Regions from separate parts of the Homo sapiens genome. Here region 2 is linked to region 1. The links are chromatin loops, found by intact Hi-C in ENCODE. Cell type or tissue: A673. All regions are shown on one strand. Each heading gives the region's core, and the rest is flanking DNA. Links, peaks and the distances in the headings are about the cores only.

Region 1 (8,327 bases), core at 12-8,011:
GGGGGAGGGGGGGGGCCCGGAGGTTGCAGTGAGCTGAGATCTTGCCACTGCACTCCAGCCTGGAAGACAGAGTGAGACCCCATCACCAAAAAAAAAAAAAAAAAAAAAAAAAAAAAAAAAAAAAAATTCAAAGCATATACTTAAGGTGAAACTAATCTAGAATGTTAGAGGTTGAAACGGTGATTATCTTTGGAAGGTATGACTGGGAGAGCCACTAAGGCTGCTTCAGGGAGATACTGCTCTTTTTCTTGGACTAAGTGGTAGTTCATTTTGTAAAAATTTATTGGGCTGTAAGCTTACGATTTGTTCACTTTTCCATATGTGTATTATACTTCGAAAAGAAAGTTTATTAAAGAAAACAAATGTGCTTTTTGGCCGGACGCGGTAGCTCACACCTGTAATCCCAGCACTTTGGGAGGCCGAGGCAGGCGGATCATGAGATCAGGAGATTGAGACCATCCTGGCTAACACGGTGAAACCCTGTCTCTACTAAAAATACAAAAAAAAAAAAAAAAAAAAAAAAAGAATTAGCCAGGCATGGTGGCAGGCACCTGTAGTCCCAGCTACTCGGGAGGCTGAGGCAGGAGAATGGTGTGAACCCAGGAGGCGGAGCTTGCAGTGACCCGAGATGGCAACACTGCACTCCAGCCTGGGCGACAGAGTGAGATTCTGTCTCAACAAAAACAACAAAAGAAAACAAATGTGCTTTTTGACATTTATTTAAATATGGTCCGCAAATGGGTTTTGGATAGTAAACACTTTTCACAGTTGAGGACCTCGCAGTGCTGTGTTGCTATTAGAAAAGTATGTTGTCCGTTTATTCCCTCGTTCCACAAGTATTTATTAAACACCCAGGACTGGCACCAGGAAAGGATTGGCCTGTCTCTAAAACAATAGATTATATGGGAAATAGACCTACTAACTGAAAACTGTAATATGTTAGATAGTGTTATAATACATATGTGTGAAGATGCAGGGGGATTCTAGAAATGTGCTTCAGTTTCTTGGGGAATATCAGAGAAGGCTTCTCAGTAAAGAGGGGCACTAGAGTTAATACATGAAAAACAAAGAGTACATATTTGGCCAAAAGGAAGTGGGTGTGGGTACAGGGGGACAAGAAGGGATGAGGAGGGAATTGCAGACAGAGGTCATGGCTAGAGAAAGGTGGCAGAGGCAGGGTACCTTTTGGAAAGTTCCTGAAGTTTGGGAGAGTGGCAGGGAGTAGGGGGAGCTGAGGTCATAGATGAAGGTAAGAGCCACATTGTGAAAGGCCGTGAAGAAAAAAAGACTTTATCCAGGAGGTGATGAGCTTTAGGAAGTTGAGTAACCCGACAGAACTATGATTAGAAAGATAACTCAAAGGTGGTGTAGAGGAATACTTGAAGGGAACAGGGCTGGAAGTAGGAAGAACAGCAAGGATGCTACCATAAGAGTACAAGAGAGATGGCGGCAGCATAGACAAAGCAGCAGACAGATGTTTGAGCCTGAGACTGGTCAGGTCTCAGTGACTAATTAGATGGGGAGGGGCCCGGTGGGTGCCTATGATTACATCAATGGTACCATGAATAATGACAGAGAACACTGAAGGAAAACTGGGAATGGGAAGGAAGAAGAGTTCCATTTGGAATATGTTAACTTCGGAACATCCAGGTGGGGACATCTAGCAGGTAGTTGGACATAATGGGAATGAAGCCCAGTAGGATGATCTGGAGCTATGAGAGTTCTCTTGGTAGATACAAAGGGAGGTCTGAGTTTACTAACGAAGAGTAAGTGTAGTGAGAAGATCATTGCAGACAAGGCTGTGTAGAATAAAGTGCTGAAGAGTTGGAGCTGTCAGAGGGTAGCTCAAGTGCTTCACCATCCATGGGTCCAACTCCATAAGAAGGACAACCGGGTCAACTCGGGTATGTAGAGTGGCCAAGGGACTGTAGGTCCTAGTGTGGTGGAATTATGAGATTCAGAGTAGTGAGGAAGTGAGAAAACCAAGAGGATGTGAGCCTGTGATGAGACAGCATGTAAACCAAGTTTAAGATTTCAGGCTGAGCCAGTTCTGACTTATAAATAGAATGGGGCATATAAATTCCATGAGGACATGAGCATTCTGCTTTCATATCCCCAGTAGGTAGGATAGAGTATGACATATGGTAGATGCTCAATAAATATTTGATCAGTGAATGAATAAATGAATGACGTATTGCTGAAGTAGACTGAATTGAAAGTTAATAAAATGGATGAGGTCAAGGAAATCTTTGGAAATTCTTAGAAAACTTCAATAGGTGACTTTGATTTGTGTTTAGGAATACATATTTCACATCTTCCCTTGTGGAAAGCAAATTAATAGGTATACTCAGGAGATTACTATTGCATGGGATATGATCATATTCAGGAAACATCTTTCACTACTTCCCGCCTTAGAGAAAATGAATTTACATAATATGTAAATGTCTATATTACATTCTAATTAACAATATTCTATTTTGAGGATTTTACCAGACTACCACTTGAAAATGTTTCATGTGAGATTATGTAATATCACCTATGATGTAGTCTAGCTAAACGTTTAACTTGAATACCTTGAGCTGTTAGTTCTTGTAGTTTATAGGAAACACAAAGGATATAACAGTAAACTAAATGGTACCACAAGGAAACAGCCAGACAGATTGAGAAGATGGGACATTATGTAGGACAATTGGCCAGTTTATTTAACAAGTCAGTGAGGTTTAGAAGGACAAAAAGGAATTCTGCTAGATTAGAAGAGGAAGCCTGGATCACATTGTTGTTTGGAGAAAGCAATTGTAAAAGAATTCTGTGACTATTGAAGTTATTAGACTATGGACTAGGTATGAGAAAAATGAAAATTTACTGATGTGGAAAGATGTAGATCATCAGTGAGTAAAGCAGAATATAAAACATTATGTGCAATAGAATTTTGACAAAAATATCATTTATGTTTATAAACATATAAAAAAGACCTGAAAGGATGTGTAATAAGCTTTTAAAGGGCTACTGTCTGGTTTGTGGGAACATGATATTTTCATTTTCTTATTCTTGTTTATCTGTATTTTCTAGCTTCTACAATGCCTTTGTATTTCTTTGAAATATTAAAAGGTTTTTTTTGTTTAAAAAATTAAAACGAAAAGAAACTGGAAATGACGTTTAGAAAGAATACATTTATTCTAAACACTACAAGAGAATGAAATAACTTCCTGTTTTAGTTTGCTACAGCTACTGTAACAAAGTGCCACAAACCAAGCAGCTTAAACAACAGAAATTTGTCTCACAGTTCTGGAGGCCAGAAGTTTGAGATCTAGCTGTCAGCAGGTTTTTCTGCTGAGGGTGTGAGGAAGACTCTGTTCCATGCCTCTCTTGAGCTTTGGTGGTGTGTGGCATCACCCGGATCTCTGCCTTCCTCATCACATGGCGTTCTCCCTGTGCGCGTGTCCGTGCCCAAATTCCCCCTTGTTATAAGGACACCAGTCACATTGGATTAGGGATCCTCCCCACTTCTGTATGACCTCGTCTTAACCAGTTACATCTCCAAGTCCCTATTTCCAAATAAGGCCACATTTCGAGGCATTGGGGGTTAGGACTTCAACATATGACTTTTAGAGGGGACATAGGGGACACAATTCAACTCATAAGAGTTCCCAAGAGATGAGTCCTCATGATTTAAAAGTGTATAAACTTCCCTACACAAGGGAATGAAGCCTACAGTCCATAAGCTGCTTTCTCTCTCTCATAATCAACACGAAATGCTTTTTTTTTTTTGAAGACAGGGATCTTGCTGATTGCCCAGGCTGGATTGCAGGGGTGTGATATTGGCTCACTGTAACCTCTGCCTCCTGGGCTCAAGTGATCCCTCCACTTAAACCTCCCTAGTAGCTGGGACCACAGGCGTGCACCACCACGCCCGGCTAATTTTTGTATTTTAGTGGAGACGGGGTTTCACAGTGTTGGCCAGGTTGGTCTTGAACTCCTGGCCTCAGGTGATCTGCTTGCCTTGGCCTCTCAAAGTGCTGGGATTACAGGCGTCAGCCACCTCGCCCAGGCATAATTTTTTACTTTTTGTAGAGATGGGGTTCCGCCATCTTGCCTAGGCTGGTCTCAACCAAAATGCTATTCTTAATGGACTTTTCTCTTGACCTGTAAGCAGTGCACAATGAAGAACTAATAAAAATATCCTCACTTTAAGAAATAACTAAGCTGTAGTAACACCTTCAGAGATCTGTATGTTTTATTTGAATTTGAACTCAGATAACCACAGGCTAAAACATTTAATAAAACTGCTACCACTTCTGATGAAATAAATAGAGAAGGGTAAAGAAAAATATCTCTTACTGAGAAAAAGCTTTTGGAGAATTAGTGTTGGTCTCATAAACAGTTTTTACTTATGTAAGACCCAGAAATGAGGATTCTGTATCAAAATACAAGTTTTCTCTTTCTAGATGCAGCAAACAGTGCCACGGAATAAACTGTGGTCTGGTTAATGTTTAAATCTGGCTCCCTCTACTGGAGGATGTGAGTTTTCTCCTTTCTTTTTAACTGGAGGTCCAAAAAGCATACACTGTACAGGATAGGGGTTCACAGCTCAGGGGTTTCCATTCTTCACTACATATATAGACATTGCCTCATTGACTGGCTTGTGGTTTGTAATAAGAAAAAATGTGTAAATCTCACTGTTGATAAGTCAGCCACCACATCCCTGCTACCTTCTACTTCAGAGATAAAATTTAACTCAGATCTTAAGACAAATAAGAACATGAACTTGACATTCAATCTTCCCCATGTTGGGACATAGACTGCTGATCTGAATTTAGGCTTTTAGAGCTAGAATAAATCCCGAGAGATCCTACAATCCAATTCTTCATTTTCCTGATGAGAAAATATATGTGCAGAGAGAGGAAGTGATTTCCTCAAATTATGCAATGTCGAGATCTTCAATGTGAATATAATCACAAATTGCACACGATGTACTTCTCTAACGTTTTATAGCATTTAGGGCATCAACTCAAGTTAATAAATATTTCTAGATTGCCTACTGTGTGTCAGACACGAAGAGATATACAAAGATGTGTGAGATGTGATTTTTGCTCCTTCAAGAGCTTATTGTTAATTAAATTATATGAAGGATAATTCCAGGTGCTGCCAGGTCTGCAACTCCAAATGGCCAATTAAATGATATTTCCCACATTAATAAGTACTGATTCTTGACAGATGATTGATCATTTCTTTGCACAGCCAATCTTCTTGATTAGGTCTTGGTGCCAATAGAGCTGCTTTGGGGTTTGATTGTTTTTCTGAACTGGAAATTGGTGACTTTGAATGGAGTTGGGGAGTGATATGTGTGTTGGGGTAGAGTTTCAAATTTTTGTTTTTATTGCTCCTGTATAAATGACTTTGGATCATTCCTGGTAAATGACTTAAAGTTGCTTTTGAATAGAAATGTCCAAACACATCTGAGTATCTGGTTCTATTTTTGTTGGTCCAGCTGTCCCAGCCTTAAACCCATCTCGCAGTGCTAAGATGCCCACGCAAATCTTTTGCGATCAACTCGGTGCATTACTTTTATCTGCCCACGGTAGTAACACGATCCTTATATGCCTGTATGTGAATACGGACAACTAGTAAGGATAGAGAGAGAAAGAGAGAGAGAGGGGGAGACCCTAAAGCCATTGTGACTTTATTGTTTGAACCACTCTATGCTTATTCAGCTCTGCCGTTTGCCAGCTGTGTCACCTTGAGAAAGTTACTTAACCTCTTTGTGCCTCACATACCTCATAGGTAGTTGTGATGATTAATGTATTAATATACATGAAGCATTTAGAACAGATTCTAGTACATAATAAGCATGTATATGACTTCATTGACATTATTACTTGATTTGTACGTGCAAGGAAAACTAATATGGTGTTTATAAATTCAAAAAAGTTTCAAAAGGTGATTTACAAAATGGGAGCCATCTAGATTAATACTATTTCATGCTGGCTCTGGACACAGATGCAGGGGGAGTTATTCTCTGGGGAAAGTGAGCCTTTTCAGTAACCACAGGCAGCAGGGTGAGAAATCTTAGTTCTAAACCAATGAAGTAAATGCTGGGATCCCCTACTGTTCTCATATATTCTGCATAGAAGATATGAAAGTATTATGGAAATGATTTTAAGTACATGAAGAGAGAGAAAAGAATCCTAGTGTTGAAAGTCTAAGAATATGTATTTGAGCACACTACATTTCTCTTCCTCCTGAAACATCTTTAGAAATCATAGCCTTTTTAAATTTAAAATTCATTGGTGATTCTTAGATTTTAGCATCAAAGTGAGGACTAAGCTCTGATTTTTCTCTTGCTCAAATTCCTACCTAAGGGGTCTAGGGAGTCATGCCCTATGAACCATAAATTCTTGTCAGATGGGTTTTATTTGACCCTATATATTGTGACTGACTTTTCAGTCTGACTTTGGCATAACGTTATGAGACGAGGAAAAATATTTAACCCCAAAATACATTTCCTTGCCATATCTTGAAGTTGCCCTGCAAAGTCTCTTGTGGGGAAAAATCCACATTCTCTGGAGAATCCCCTTCCCCCTTTGTTTTCCTCCCTTCTTTCCAGATCCAGGAGATAATTAACTAAGAGGCTGGCACCCTTTTAAGTCCCATAAGAAACATTTTACAACCTACTGTCTCTCTAAAGTCTGCTGAGAAATTCCTCTGCACACTAAAACTTGGTCCCCACAATCCTTTATCTTAACCTGAACATTCCTTTCCATTAATCCCAGGTCTTCAGATAAACTCCACCAATTGTCAACCACAAAATGTTCAAATTTACCTATAGCCTGGAATCCCCCGCTTTGAGTTGTCCCACCTTTCTGAACCAAACCAATGTCGTGCTTAAATGTATTTGATTGATGTCTCATGCCTCTCTAAAATATATAAAACCAAGCTGTATCCTAACCACCTTGGGCACATGTTCTCAGGACCTCCTGAGGGCTGTGTCACAGGACATGGTCACTCATATTTGGCTCAGAATAAATCTCTTCAAATATTTTACAGAGTTTACTCTATCAATAAAAGAAAAGGTACAATTGCAACAAAAGAATTCTGTGTTCTTAATATTCCTGATTAAGCAGCTGCTCTGCTCAGCACCTCTCGGAAGATTTTGTACAATATGAAATACCTTCCAGAGCTGAGCATCATTCTGAGCTTCAGCATTACCTCATTTTCATCAAGATAGATGTAAACGTGATTATTTTAAATGACTAGAGCATTTCCAAGCATTTAGCTTTTAAAACTCAGATGAGACTTAATCAACTGTTTTCCCATTTTATATCACCAACGTCTCTTATTCTGCATAGCTCAGAAGTCAAGCTGAGCTTGAATTAAAATCCAGTTTTCCAGGCTGTTACTGAAAGATAAAAAGACTAATTGGTTTACAGCTTCTTCAAAGCCTGTATACCATAGGTTGAGTTTCTGATGTTTAATCATTTATGTTACTGTATAGTGTCTATCCTATTACTGACAAACCCAAACCTTCTATGGGTTGTTTTCTCTTAGTGCCTGTGATCTCACCACAGCAAATCACCATTTCACCATAAGCATCTTTTTATTATTAGTTGGAGATCCCATACTATGCCACTAGTTGCTGCAAATCCGTTAGGCATTAATGACATATACTCCATAGCCATTCTGCTGTGAGTTAGCAATGAATAAATCCATTAAAATGAAGGGTTGCTGAACTTCCTGCATTACTGTGTGAGGAGCTCTGCCAGCTTGCTCCACAGAGAAACTGGTGAAAATTATTAAAAGCAAACTAACTCAAAGCCTCTGGAAATGATCCTAAAGGCATACAGCAAATGAAGAAATAATCCCAGCACTTTGGGAAGCCGAGGCGGGTGGATCATGAGGTCAGGAGATCGAGAGCATCCTGGCTAACTTGGTGAAACCCCATCACTACTAAAAATACAAAAAAATTAGCCAGGCGTGGTGGAGGGCGCCTGTAGTGCCAGCTACTCAGGAGGCTGAGGCAGGAAAATGGCAGGAATCCGGGAGGCAGAGGTTGCAGTGAGCCGAGATTGTGCCCCTGCGCTCCAGCCTGGGCGACAGAGCGAGACTCTGTCTAAAAATAAATAAATAAATAAATAAATAAATAAATAAAGAGGCTGGGTGCGGTGGCTCATGCCTGTAATCCCAACACTTTGGGAGGCCAAGGCAGGCAGATCACGAGGTCAGGAGATCGAGACCATCCTGGCTAACATGGTGAAACCCCATCTCTACTAAAAATACAAAAAATTAGCCGGGCATGGTGGCAGGCACCTGTAGTCCCAGCTACTCGGGAG
Region 2 (8,327 bases), core at 34-8,033, 110 kb before region 1:
TGTCGCTTGCCCTCCTTAGTGCAAGAGAACCTAGAAATAAGCGGTCTTAAGAAGGCTCCCCTTAGGGCACAGCTGTTTGCTTCAGTCTTTTCTTCCATTAATTCCTCTGCCTGTAGAAGACGAAAGCTTGCATTTCAAATTAGATGTGAACAATATGCCGTGTTGCAGAGGCCTGTGAGATGCATCACCTTGCTCTGTGCCTTCCTGCCTCCTTGCCTTTTCTAATGCTGCTCTCTCTGCCTAGAATGCCCTTTCTCCCCTAAATGATACCTGGCCCCAGGTTAACAAATACTACCATAAGCAGTCATCTATTTATAAATTTTACCCATGGACAGAAGAAAAAGTCTCTATATTCATCCCCAAAATATATAATCCCTACCTATCCGAACTGAAAAGTGGAAAGTGCATGACCATAGTATTGACCAATGCCAGTTGTAAGCTCAGAATGGTGGAAACACTGGACACATACTCCTTGGGTAGATCAAACAGGGTTTATTTATCTAAAGGATATAAAAGGAAATCAACACAGTTGTGATGTACATTATAAAGATCAACAACATCATTCAGGACAGATAGAGGTTTATTCTTCTAAAATCTTCACTACAGGGTGCATAGTTACAGATGATAACATCTGAGTAAAGGCCATAATCGGTCCTTCTGGGGACTAAATGGTCTTTCTCTTTACATCTATACTTACACCCAATCCTGGATTAGTTCTCTAAGTAGGCTAGTCTGAGTATGTTCTAGGGACCACCTCATTGGAGCCAGGAGCACCCATTAAACTTAGCTTTATACCATGGAAGTAATTGAAGACCAACCAAATGAGAACAAGCAAAAGCTGTTTAGAACAAGCTTGCTGTAGCAAAGGAGTCAGCCACTGTCAGTTGCATTTTGGCAGAGAACTCAAAGGCAGGCACAGGACTGCAAAAAAGGGAAGACTTCAAGCATGCTTGGATTGGAGGGTTTTGGCATGGGGAAGCTGTAGACATGCTGGGGACAAAAATTACGAAACTGTCAGCCAATTATCAAGTTGATGATGGCAAACCCCAAAATTGGAGCTCAGCCCAGGGGGGTTCTTGGTTTCACTCAGGAAGGAATTGAAAAGTAAGCTGACAGTGAAAGAAAGCAAATGTACTAGAGCCACAGTGAACAGAAAATGACTGCTCCATAGACAGAGCAGGGCTACCCTATAGGCAGAGTGGCCCAGAGTAGCACTTGTGGATTGGTGGCTATTTATACCCGCTCTTAATTATGTGCTAAAAAGGGATAGGTTATTCACAAACTGTCTGGAAAAGAGGTGAGGAGTTCCCAGAACCACATAAGGTAACTTCTGGGTCATTGCCACAGCCTCATTTATAAACTGTCACGGTGCTAGTGGGAGTGTCTTATGCAAACACATTATAACTCTGGGTATGGGAAAGCTGTAGGCATACTGGGGACAAAAATTAGGGAAACTCAGTTAATCAAGTTGATGCAGGTGAACCCCAAAATTGGGGCTTAGCCCAGGAGGATTCTTGGTTTCACTGAGGAAAGAATTCAAGAGTGAGCTGATAGTGAAAGAAGGCAAATTTATTAAAGCAACAGTGTACTCTAGCTAGTTTTGGCCAGTTTCTTTGCTGCGTCCTGTTTTAATCACCAGGGTGGCGACCAGTGCTTGGAAAACAAGTTGATCTGCTGATCTCCCACCTCATTTCCCCCTCACAGATTATATACTCCTCCTTAATCTTTACGGGTTATTGAAGGGTGGAGTCCATCTCCTCAAACTGCTTCCTGCTGATTTTACGAGTGTAGGCCCGGCCTAGCATTGGAGAAGTAAAAAAATCTCTAGAGGCTGAGTGTGGTGGCTCATGCCTGTAATCCCAGCAGTTTGGGAGGCCAAGGCGGGCAGATCACTTAATGCCAGGAGTTTGAGACCAGCCTGGCCAACATGGTGAAACCCTGTCTCTACTACAAGTATAATAATTAGCTGGGCATGGTGGCATGTGCCTGTAATCCCAGCTACTCAGGAGGCTGAGGCAGGAGAATCTTTTGAACCCAGGAAGCAGAGGTTGCAGTGAGCCAACATCACACCATTGCACTCCAGCCTGGGCGACAGAGTGAGATTCTGTCTCAAAAAAAACCCGAAAAATCTCTAGATGCCTGAATTAAGGGACCCAAAGGCAGGATTTCTTATTTTTTCAGTTAGAAGATGGGATGGGTTGGAAGTCCTGTGCCAATATCACACTCACATGGAATTGTTGTAATCTAGAAAGCACAAACTTTACAGAGGTTAAATAAGCCAGGGCCAAAGATTAGTAATAAGATAGCTAGTAAAGGGCCTAGGAAAGGTTAAACAAATCCACATTACACTTGGTAGGTATCCTTTGACAGAGTCCCAGATGTTTTGAGTGGTGGGGTTACTAAAGTTATTAAAATTATGTAACTAGGTAGTCTGTTGGTAAATCTTTTGAATTTGCAATTCAACTAACCCTGAATTGTTAACATAAGAACAGGTGTGGTTTATTACTGCACATACTCCTCCTTGCCATGCTACTTATCTATGTGTTTGTGAAACAACAAACAACAACTTTTTTTTTTTTTGACGGAGTCTTGCACTGTCTCCCAGGCTGGAGTGCAGTGGCGTGATCTCGGCTCACTGCAAGCTCTGCCTCCCAGGTTCACACCATTCTCCTGCCTCAGCCTCCTGAGTAGCTGGGACTACAGGCGCCCATCACCACGTCCGGCTAATTTTTTGTATTTTTAGTAGAGACGGGGTCTCACTGTGTTAGCCAGGATGGTCTCGATCTCCTGACCTGGTGATCTGCCCACCTCGGCCTCCCAAAGTGCTGCGATTACAGGTATGAGCCACCGTGCCCGGCCTGCGAAACAACAGCTTTAGGTCTTCTAGGGGTTCATAAGTATAGGTCATGGTGTCCTCCTCCTGTGTCTCCAGAGACTCATAAGAAACAGGTTTAATCCTGGGCAGGTGTATCCAGCTAGTGACTACCTTAAGTTTCACAACAGTGGGGTACTCAACAACATCTGATAGGGGCCCTTCCATTTCAGTTGTAATTGATCCTCAGAGGATCCTTCTTTCCAAGTTTTTAGTAAGACTAAGTCTTCTGGTTGAACAGGGATGCTATTCTTTTCCTTTGTGGAGAATAACAATACTTTATTTCCATAATCTTGAAGGGCCTTTTGAACCTGACCTGAGTTGATAATATGGGTGAGTATTCTATGTGTCTCCTCATAAAACAGGAGGTCTGAAGTTAAAAAGGGCCTCCCATACATCGTTTCAAATGAGCTAAGTTTTAATGTTCCCTTTGGAGCCATGCTTATGTGCAAGAGAACTATAGGTAGGAGAGAAACACAGGCCTCCAAGGTCTCCTGACGGAGCTTCGTTAATATCCTTTTTGAAACAGGGTTGGCTTTTTCTACTTTATATGAGGATTGAGGCCTCCATGAGGAGTGAAGATGATAGGTAATGCCTGAGGCTGAGGAAGCCTAAGGCTGGGTCACCCTAGCTGTGAATGAAGGTTTGTTATTACTTTGCAAACTTTTTGGTAATCCAAACCTTGGAATGATTGAAGTAAGAAATTGCACACTTCCAGTGCTTTTTCTGTCCTTGTAGGGAAAGTTTCTATCTACCTGGTGAATATGTCTACAAGTGCTAGCAAATGGCATCTGGGTGAAATCTATTTGCAAGTCTTCCCTAGGTTATATTTCTTGGTGTTAACGTAGGTTTGAGCAGGGGTTGGGGCATGGGGTGGCTTTCTGGGCTATTATGAGCACAGAGTTCACAGGCCCTGGAGATCCTTTTGCAGCCTGGAATAGTCCCTTCCCCAGGAATATTTGGGAAACCAATTTGAATAGAGAATCCCATCCCAAATGTGAGGAGTTGTGGAAAAGCTTAATTATTTTTCATTGCTCAGCCTGCCACATCAAGGGTTACCGGGGGCTCCTCTGTGGAGATGGTAAGGTATCCTGTGGGAGCTGAAGAGAACCTTGGGCCCTGTCAGCCTCTGTTGTCTTGGCCGTTATGGGTTTGGGTGGCCCAGGCTCTCTTGGGAGCCTGGGGTAGTCTCTTTTCCAGTGCTACTCTTGATTACAGAAGGTGTGCTGATTCTGGCCCAAGGGCCAGCAAGTTGAGGGCTCTCATCTGGGCATCCCAGATGCTGATCTCATTACACTTAGTCGGAATGGGTAACCTTCAGGTGGCAAGGGGCTTGAGGCAGCCACGGACAATTGTGCTTTTTGGTTATTTCTTTTGTTTTTCTCCGCCTCTTCTACCCTGTCTCTATTGTAAACTCCAAAGGCCATCTTTACGTGTTGGCTCATAGGGGTTTGAGGTCCCATTTTTGCCTTTTGCAGCTTCCTCCTAATGTCACGAGCAAGCTGAGTAATAAGATTTATACCCAGGAGATGGCGCCCTTCCGGGGAGTCTGGGTCTGCATTTGTATATTTCCTGAGGGCCTCAACCAAACAGCCCTAAAACAGAGCAGGATTTTTGTCCTTCCCCTGAGTTACTTCTCTAACCTTTTCATGATTGAGTGGCTTAACCACATACTTTTTCATACCTTCAATTAAACGAGCTACCATGTGATTTAGCATTTGAGGTCTTGGGAAGCCCTCTGGTAATACCACAGAAGGTCCAGATCTGGAACTGGATCTCCCCTCACACGATAAATGGCATGGCCTTAGTTATGAGCAGCCACTCCATCTGCATATTCACAGGCAGTTCCCAGAACCCTTTTTCTCCTCTAAAGTAGAGTACAGGTGGACAATAATATTTGTAACTCATGTCAAGTTAAGTCAAAGGACATGGTCAACTTAACAAACTATTCTACAAACTTCCCTGAGTCCTCTGAAAACTCACCAAATTTCTCTTTGCGTAAAGTCAAATCAGACTTAGAAAAAGGCACATATACTGGTTGTCCCCACATCTCCATCAGCTACCTCTCAAAATGGACACAGGCTCAGTTTTAGGGGCTGATATGGGGACCTACTCTTGGTGGTATTGGTTGGACTTACTTCCTTGGGCAGCAGTGGTTACAGGCTGGGTTTAGTTGGATAAGGGAGAAGGGTGTTTGGTAACCTTGGATGGGAGCCACTTCAGAATTGGGGAACTGAGGAGGCTCGGCACTGGGGAGGAGGCACGGGCCTTCTGAGAGGAGTCACTGGGAGGGCATTATCTGGGATATCTGGTGTGGCTTCTTTGTGCCTGGAAGTGAGATGAGCCACACGAATCCTACAGTTGTCCCTTAAGTCCGGATCCTGGTAAGGGGCCATAAAAGCCGGTACATACACGCCTGTAATCCCAGCACTTCGGGAGGCCGAGGCGGGCGGATCACGAGGTCAGGAGATTGAGACTATCCTGGCTAACAGGGTGAAACCCCGTCTCTACTGAAAATACAAAAAATTAGCCGGGCGTGGTAGCGGGCGCCTGTAGTCCCAGCTACTCGTGAGGCTGAGGCAGGAGAATGGCGTGAACACGGGAGGTGGAGCTTGCAGTGAGCCGAGATCGCGCCACTGCACTCCAGCCTGGGCGACAGAGCGAGACTCCGTCTCAAAAAAAAAAAAAAAGAAAGCCGGTACATAAAGAACCTCTCCCTACTTTCCTTCCTTTTTTACAGAATAAGTCCAGTTATAAATAATATCATTTTAGGCCAGATTTCTTGGTCTCCCAATTTGTATTGAACCCAAATGGTGTTGCAATAGAAAAAGAGTTTCTTTCACTTTGTGCTGTCTGATTGGAATTTGTTCCAATTGCCTAAAAGGCATCCTAGCAGCGAGTCCCTTGGGATGCTTGGTTGTCGTCCCCATGTTTAGCAAGGATCTGTACTAGATGCAGAAACTTTTCTAAGTCTAGCGAGAGCCCACTTATTTTCCCTTTCAGATTCCCACCTCCCTTTTCCTCAAGAAAGGTCAGTAGGGGAATTTTCACCAATTCTTGCAAAGGGGGCATAAATACAGTTAGCAGGGCATGACAAAAGTGAATTTTGAGATATGACTGGGCAGTGGAGTGGTGACTGCTTCTACCAGTAAGTGGACTATGACAAAAGAGGTGTTTTAACAAGGAAAATATAGAAGGAGAGGGTAATGGGATTCTCATAGTCTGAATTCTACAAAAAGCAAAGAAAGTGTTTACTGAAATGAGCAGTATGACAAAGGCAAACAACGTTAAAAGGGTGCCTACTGCCAAAAAACCTGGAGCATTGGCCAACGAGGGTCCCTTTCCCAAATGCCAAAAACCCTGGGGCATGTGAGGGTTGGCCAACAGTGAACCACAAAGACCCAAGACCTAACATAACTGGGGCCACAGAACAATGTGACTCTGGTGTTCCACAATCAGTACAATGCGAAAACCTCTCAAAATAAACAATTGTTCCCATAGCCAAAGCAAAGACCACAAATGCGATAATGAAATTGGTGTAAAAGTAAAATGGCTGGCCGTTAGAGACGCAAAAGAGAAAGGTCTGAGAGAAAGAGCAACAAAAACATGCCAGTCATGCTCCCTTCTGGGCCACCTAAATGACAGGGGATAACAAATTATCAAGCCAGAGGTCCTGTTTCCACTTCCTCATTCACCCAGAAAGGTCGATATCAATGGGGAACAAAAGAGAGACTCAGCCATCCGTGGAAGCCAGTTGGTGCCGATCAGTTTTAATTTGGGTTATGGGTGAAGATTTCCCTCAGGTTCCCTCAGCCTGTTAGTCACCAGGAAACATAATGGCTCTGAAAGGATGCTTTGGCTACTGCTGCACAGCTCCATAGCATTAAAGCCCTATAGACTTACAGCTCCCACCTGTAATGAGTCCTTGTCTTGTTTGTCTTGTTTGTATTGTTTGTTCCTTCATCCCTTCATGGTCACTAGGCTGATGCAGGTGTACCCCCAAATTGAGGCTTCACCTGGGAAGGTTCTTGGCTTTTCTCAGGAAAGAATTCAAGAGTAAGCCAACAGGGAAAGAAAGCAAGTTTATTAGAGAAACAGTGTACACGTAAATGCCTGCGCCATAGACACAGCAGGGCTACCCTATAGTTAGAGTGGACCAGACTAGCACTTGTGAATTCCTGGTTAACTGTACTTATACCCACTCTTAATTGTATGTTAAATAAAGGGCGAATTATTTACAAACTTTCTGGAAAAGGGACGACAAGTTCCAAGAACCATATAAGGCAACTTCTGGTTCATTACCATGGCATCATTTGTAAACTGTCAAAGCACTGGTGGGAGTGTCTTATGCAAATGTGTTATAGTTCCTAGTCCTGGCAGTTTTGGGTCAGTTTCTTTGCTACATCTTGTTTTATCAGCAGGGTCATGACTGGTGCTTAGAGGACAAGTCCTGCTAATCTCCTACCTCAAAGTCCTGGCCATTTGGGGTTGATTATTCTAGGAACCATCGTTTGGCTTTCAAGACTGTCAATGGAGATAGTAGTCTGACTTTCCACAAGTCTGACTTATAGCAGGCTGGCTTCCTGGGCTGGTTGAGTTCCAGGGCCGGTTGTTACAGGCTGTGGGTCAGAGTTCTCCTTTTATGTGTGGTCTGGTCATTTTTCATTTGTATATTCAATCTCTCAATACAACACAAAAAATGATTACAAGGGGCAATACAATACAGTACAGTAAACCTAGGTGTGAACAGTCCTCATTTATCACCTTTGGTCTCTCCAGACTACTGGATTCTGTTCTGGTCCAAGTATACATACTCTTAAATTTAACACTGCAGAGCCAGAATAGGGTCAGTTTCCTGGTAGCCTCAGAGACTCATGGTAAGAAACCCTTAGGTCAGCTATACAGCTTATCCTTCAGTTCAAAAAGGAACATGGGCAGGAAATGAAAGGCAAACAGAAGTGACAACTGTTTTTTCTCCCAAACCACCTCATGGCCATCGTGTTTTATCTAGAAACCTTAATGAAATTACTGTGTGAATCTTTGAAACTGCTTTTTATTACTCTCAGATTTAGGTGATTTAGGACTATATCACTCAAATAAAACTATTTGTGGAGCCATAGTGATAAGGTGCACAACTTGCTGAAGGGCTTGATGACAATAAATTCTGACAGTCAAATTGACCTTGGACAGGACGCCACATGCAGGTGCTTAGAAACTTTCTGGGAATTGTGGAGGCACTGCTACATTCCATGTGTGGGAGTTTAGATTAGAAAAAAGCAAAAGGCACTTGAAGGTAAATGAACTAACAGTTCTGCTTTGGGTCTTCTTTGAACAGGAAGAGAGATTGATTGTCAACTACCAAACTTATTTTTGTACATACATTTAAAAATGTAGCACTTTGATGGCTCTCAACAAAGAGTAGTAAGCAAAAGTAATGAAACTTTGGCAGTGTTTT

The links. A loop is a pair of places that touch in the nucleus more often than their neighbours do. Peaks named below come from ENCODE experiments on the same cell type or tissue, not always from the same donor. Only the 100,000 strongest peaks of a DNase experiment are listed, where the experiment ranks them.
Region 2: it touches region 1 in a loop (6-fold over the local background); 12 of 110 quality-filtered maps call a loop at or near these places.

Annotation. Positions count from the first base shown.
Region 1 is chr9:69,915,154-69,923,480 of GRCh38, forward strand. No RefSeq gene overlaps it. Among named protein-coding and RNA genes, the nearest start is that of CFAP95, 98 kb to the left of the region's middle. In A673, for the core only: CTCF peaks have their summits at 4,502 (motif pointing left) and 4,701; a DNase peak (open chromatin) is centred at 4,488; H3K27me3 peaks cover 2,642 bases.
Region 2 is chr9:69,805,089-69,813,415 of GRCh38, forward strand. No RefSeq gene overlaps it. Among named protein-coding and RNA genes, the nearest start is that of CFAP95-DT, 11 kb to the right of the region's middle. RefSeq lists an enhancer at 6,325-6,619. In A673, for the core only: a CTCF peak has its summit at 4,391 (motif pointing right); a DNase peak (open chromatin) is centred at 4,403; H3K27ac peaks cover 397 bases.